Linked DNA regions of Homo sapiens: region 1 is linked to region 2. The links are chromatin loops, found by intact Hi-C in ENCODE. Cell type or tissue: mesothelial cell of epicardium. All regions are shown on one strand. Links, peaks and the distances in the headings refer to the core of each region. The heading gives the core; the rest is flanking DNA.

Region 1 (2,923 bases), core at 189-2,688, 530 kb before region 2:
TAGAACCAGGTTCATTGGGTCCATGTTAATTGTATAATGACTGAATGTCAACTATTTTGCATGATTTATTAAGATGCAGGTTATAAAAATTTATTTATTTGCAACAACTCTTGAGTTCTGCAACAATGGACAAAATGAAGTGATAAGACAAATTTGAAAAATTATATATTTAAACTAATCCTTAAAACATTTTGATCTTCAAGATACATATACTATATTATAACATTAAACCTCTATGTAGTTATTAAAATCTATACAATTAGAATTATACTAGCTTTCCTTCCATTTCAAGATATATTACACCCTGATCACTTCATAGCAACAATTTGTTTGGGTTCCATGTTTCATATAGAAATACAGACTACCTGAAAAGATGTGTATGATGGTAAAATGTAGGACATCAGCAATGTGTTACAGAGAAATAGCATTTAAGAAAGCTCATTACTTCTGCTCCCCTATGTGTTAGGCGAATAGAATATAATTATCTTTGTGAGCTCTTGTAAAGCAAAGAAATTTTCCATGTCTACATCTGAGTTCTCCAAAATAATCTTTATTTGGGTTCATCATTCATTCATTTACCCAATAAAGCTTGCTTTGTAAGAGGTAGCACAGCCCCTATTTACTGGACAAAAAACACCCTCCAGCTCAAGGCCAGGAGAACTAACCTGAGTCTTTGCCCAGTGAGCCTCTTGGAGAGTCATGGTGTAGCATCAAGCTGTGAGCATCCAGCCCTCTTCTTTGTCTATAGCTTGATATAGATTTATTTTATCCAGTGCTGTAATATGCCTTCAAAACCTTTCTGGTGACAATCAGTCATGGCAGAATGTATGTTTCATCACAAGATCCATGGTTTTGCTTTAGGGCTCACCAAAACAGTCCTTTCCTTTAATCTTTTCTGTAACTGCAAAATTCCTTCTTCAACAGTGTTAAAAACCTTCACACTGAATGGTTTTATGAACTTCCTTGTTATGTAGTACAACCAAGCTTTTGATTAAAACAACATTTTATTGCTATAGGATGGTGCTTCTGGGAATTTTTTAAAATCCCATAACAAACTACATGCACATTTTACAAAATGGAAAAAATGAAATACACATTGTATTTAGCACAAGTCCCCATTTATGAATGCTCCGGTCTGGAATATAAAACAAAGCCAAGTTGGTGGAAATGTTAGTGGAGGAGCCCACATAGTACCAAGTGCAGCCTTAGATCCTACACTTACTAGAGTGCTGTCCTTAGAATCACCTTCAACTAAGGGATATTTGGTACTGAGTCCACACAGCATAACTGATGCCTTGAGAGTGTGGCTGATGTGTGATTTTGCTAGAGACTGTCTAGCCTGCTTTAATTCCGGTGTCCCAGGAGCAAATTTCATCAGTTATGTATTCTTAAAATAAGCTTATGCTCTTCTAATTAACTCTCAATAATGCAAGAGGTGCTTATCACAATTCAACAGCCATTAAAAATGTCATCTGTTGAGTTGGTTAAATTTTTAAAAAGTAGTAAGAATTTGTGTTGAGTAAAACATAGAAAGATGGGTTTACAAATACTGGGCTCTGGAAGCTGTGAGTAGGGAGTACTGTTCTTGGAGGTAACAGACTTTGTAACTGACCAGAATTTACAAATGTTTAATTAATTACCTAAACCTTTAGGGCCCTTCAAGGTTCACTCATGGAAGCCCAGAATATTCTTTTTCTTTTACATTTTGCCTAGTTTGACTATCATGCAGATACACGAAACTAGAGTGAGGTTTAAGTATGGGCATTAAATATGAAGACAACTGGTGGAAGCTACCGTGTCTCCTTGCCTTGTCTTTGTCAACCTTAGACTTTTCAAGCAATCCGCAAACATTTATTAAACATCTCCTATGTTCTGGGCACTGGTGATATATCAATGAATAAAACACAGCCCTATTTTTAAAGAGTTCACTGTCTTGTGGGTGAAAGTCACCTTACCCCAGGCCGACAGGTGGCCGTTTGGCACTGGTATGATACAGCCGGCTTATGTTCTGATAGGGCTCTGCCAGCGCTGTTCCAGTTGTTAAAGATCTTGAATGTCACTCCCAAATACACAGATAACAGGTATACAACACGGGAGATGAGAGAAGGAGCTCAGGGAGACATAGAGGTGGAATGAGGGGCCCCTGAACCTGAGGTCAGGGCAAAGAGAAGGAGAGGCCAAAGGAGATGACCCCTGGGCTGAGTCTCAGAGGATGGGCAGGAGGCTGTCACTGGCCAGTGGAGGTAATATTGCAGGCATGAGCATCACAGCTTGGATGAAACCAGAGAATCAATTATGTGTTTGGAACTAGGAGGCTGCCAGCAGCCAACGGAGGCAGTATTACAGCAGCACCAACAACTTGGATGAAATCAGAGAATCAACTATGTATTTGGAACTAGGTCTCTACACAGAATCAGCAAGAGTTTAGAGGCTTACAACAAGAGTCTGAATCTTCACAGGCATGTGGAAGGAAGAGGAACTCCAGAATTGGGTGTTGCTTTCTCTCCGTAGTACATGAGATCTAAGAAGAGGCTCTTACCCATGGGTCATGGAGGCCCTGTCTTAGTGATCATCTCCTGTCTAGGCTCTCATCTGTTTAACTGAACTGCTGAGATTATGCATTTTAATGAGGCCTCGTTCAGCCTCCCCCCTAGGGATGCAATTTAGTACATGGAGGTCAGCTGCCTGCCTCTCTGTCTTCACTTGGTTCCTTCCTTGTGTACCACACCCTCTTTCCTTCTATCCTTGGCTGATTTTGCACACGTCTACCTCTCTAGTGTGGTGATGCTCTGAGAATCTCTTTCAACTGTACTCTGCTCTTAGTGGAGATTTGTAATGTGTTTCAGAAATAGATACATGAATGTTGTAAGCAGTGTGATTTGTTTTCATTATATACTCATCTGTTCATTCATAGCTAGATATA
Region 2 (2,923 bases), core at 133-2,632:
TACCTTAGAGAATTTCAACAATTACATTTCTCTTAAAATGCATATAATATGTCTAACACATGCTTAGACATTTAGGATGTTTAATAGGAATTGCCTTTTAGATAGATAATATGACTAGGTCATCTAACCAACTAAATAAAACTGCAACATCAACTACCAATTGCGGTTAAATGTCTTAGAGAGTTAACTTTTAGAGCAAGAATATTTCTTGAAAAATGTCTAATTCAATTTCTTTATTTGAGAAGTGGAAAAAAACAATTTCCAGGCAAGAAAAGTGACTTTCACAAGGACTTACAACTCCTAAGTATCAGCTCCAATCTCAGATCCAAGGTTTCTTGATTCTAAATTTACTCTCTCTCACCACACCATGCCTATGATAACGCTCTGGAGAGAACCAAGTCTACACTCACTAGATGTCATACTTAGAATTATGGCCTTTGATGTTGCTGGCAGCAACACAGCCATTTGAAGACAAATATCAAATTGTCTCTAGTTCTCAGATACTTAGGTGAGGCATCCATGAAAATAATATCTATGGATTAGACTAACTTTCTGACTCTTAAGTTTTCAAATCCCTGCAAGGAAATATTCATTCATTTGTTTTTTTAAGAGACTAATTCTCTGTAAGCCATTTATTTCCCTAAGCCTAAATTTCACCTCTCATCATATCTCCTCCCAGATGAAAAGAAGAAGGCACACTGCTTTTAAAAAATGGAATTTATTACCTTTGGCTAGAGGCCTCACTATGTAAAATAATTACCTAACTACTATTGTTAGCTTCTTAGAGGCTGGTTGATAAATCCTGGTCTGTGGTAATTAATTATGAATAACTATTTTTTATTCCCATTTAAACCTTTCCTCTTTTTGTTTCTCTATTCCTCCAGCCTCAAACCTAATGGATTTGCCTTTATAACTTTTGAACCAAATCTTTGACTTTTTTTTAATGTGTTCAATTTTATTTTTTACTGCAATGTCTAGGTCAATGCCTTTTAAACAATCATCAGAAAAGCTTCAGCCCAACTTCCTGTGGACTTCCTTTAATCACACATCCTTTGGACTCATTAAATCTTATCTGTGACAAAAGATGAAGCCCAACATTTCCTCTCCAGCTGAGGCTTTGGCCCAAGACTGTCCAAAGAACTGTTAACTCTTGAGCCTGGGCCAAGCCAAAGACTCGGCAGCAATCAAAGTCATGGCAAGGACAGAGAGCTGAGGAGTTCCTGGGTCACCAGGGCTTTCTCCAGCAGGAAGCTGGAGTGGCAGTGATGACATGGATGCAGGATTTATGGGGGTTGGGGGGACTGGCCCAGAGCCGTGCATAGGACAGAAATTGTGTCACAAGCACTTGTGGGGCTGGGTTCACCTCTAGCAACCTCTGCTGAGATACGAGTGTGCTTGGAAATTGTAAGCATTCCAGTCATGGGTAAATTCAAGCCAAGGACTCTTTGCCAGGGTTTTAATCCTATTCCTCTCTCTCCATTCACATTGTCATGCTTTCTTCCTAACTGAATTTTGACACTCATGTTGGAAATAAATGGATAGAGAAAATGGACTCTCAGATTTATTGAGGACCCATTGCCTGGACTATGGTGCTTTAGTGTTTTTCTTTGACCTTGTGTCCACCTTACACATTTATGCCTCTGGGATTGGTACCATGGTGTGTGATTGTCCTCTGGCTGGGGGCTGCTTTCTGAAGTAAAGGTTCTGGTTCACTGTGTTCCTACTGTGTGTGCCATGTGAAAGTAAGGTAGGGGTTGGCAAGTGTTTTGCTCTAGTGATAGCATTCTGTCTTGCTGTAACTAAATTTTATGTGATTTTATTTGAAATTACTCTTGAACAAGACTTACCTGTTTGTTGTGAGCTAAGTATGTGGCTCTCTCTTTTGAGAATACAAGAACTATATAGAAGTAAGTCAAAAGTTTCTCTCTTTCTGTCTGTCTGTCTTTTGGTAGAGATATACTATTTTACATGAAGACAGCACAACTATAGAGTGAGAAGGAAGGCTCATGGGTATTATTTCCTAAACTATCCTATACTCCAGAAATTATAAACCACAGTTGAGAAGCACAAATTATTAGCTGATTTGATACTTATCATTTTATATCTAAATTCATTATTAAGCATGCCAAAAGTTCTAATGAGAATAAAACTATTTGCTATGGCCTGAATATTTATGTTCTCTCAAAATTCATAAGTTGAAGTGATAGCTTTCAGGGTAATGGTAATAGGAGGTGGGGCCTTTGGGGGGTGATTTGGTCATAATGGCAGAATGGGATGAATGCCCTTTAAAAAAGGCCCCAGGGAGTTCCTTCTTCTCTCCCATCCCCTGTGTGAAGACACAGCAAGAAGGCACAGTCTGTGAGCCAGAAAGTGGGCCCTCACCAGACACTGAATTTACCAGCACCTTGATCTTAGATTTTCCTGCCTCCAGAACTGTGAAAAATATACTTATGTTGTTGATAAGCCACCCAGTTTTGGTATTTTTTTTATATCAGCCAAAATAGACTAAGACACTCTTTTCCCTAAAACAGAGAAATATTCCAAATAAAACAAAGAAAGCATCTTGCAGTTTCTAAATCACAGTGTCTTTTATGTACATACATATTTGCCCATTAAGACTCTTTGATCAAAGCAGTGCCTCCCAGATAATAAGAAAAGAATATACATTTAATGGAATCCCATGTTATTTCTGATATAACTCATTTTTCTGGAGAAGTAGTTGTAGGAGGTAGCCAGAGAGAAAAAGCATTGACTGACAAGACAGTGTTTTCACAGAAACCACAAAAGGATATGCTTATGGTTAAAAAAAATCAGAAATAAAAAGGAGATGAATTGTTGGACCCCATAGTTACTAAGAGAGGATAAGCACATTTAGCCATAGTGGACATTTTGCTACCTTTGCCAGCACCAATATTTTCCTTTC

The links. Peaks named below come from ENCODE experiments on the same cell type or tissue, not always from the same donor. Only the 100,000 strongest peaks of a DNase experiment are listed, where the experiment ranks them.
Region 1: it touches region 2 in a loop (11-fold over the local background); 1 of 110 quality-filtered maps calls a loop at or near these places.

Annotation. Positions count from the first base shown.
Region 1 is chr5:57,483,532-57,486,454 of GRCh38, forward strand. All of the region lies in intron 1 of RMEL3 (enriched in melanoma 3), which reads left to right. Among named protein-coding and RNA genes, the nearest start is that of ACTBL2, 2.2 kb to the left of the region's middle. In mesothelial cell of epicardium, for the core only: no CTCF peak of the experiment used is centred there; no DNase peak of the experiment used is centred there.
Region 2 is chr5:58,018,585-58,021,507 of GRCh38, forward strand. No RefSeq gene overlaps it. Among named protein-coding and RNA genes, the nearest start is that of LINC02101, 100 kb to the right of the region's middle. In mesothelial cell of epicardium, for the core only: no CTCF peak of the experiment used is centred there; a DNase peak (open chromatin) is centred at 1,203.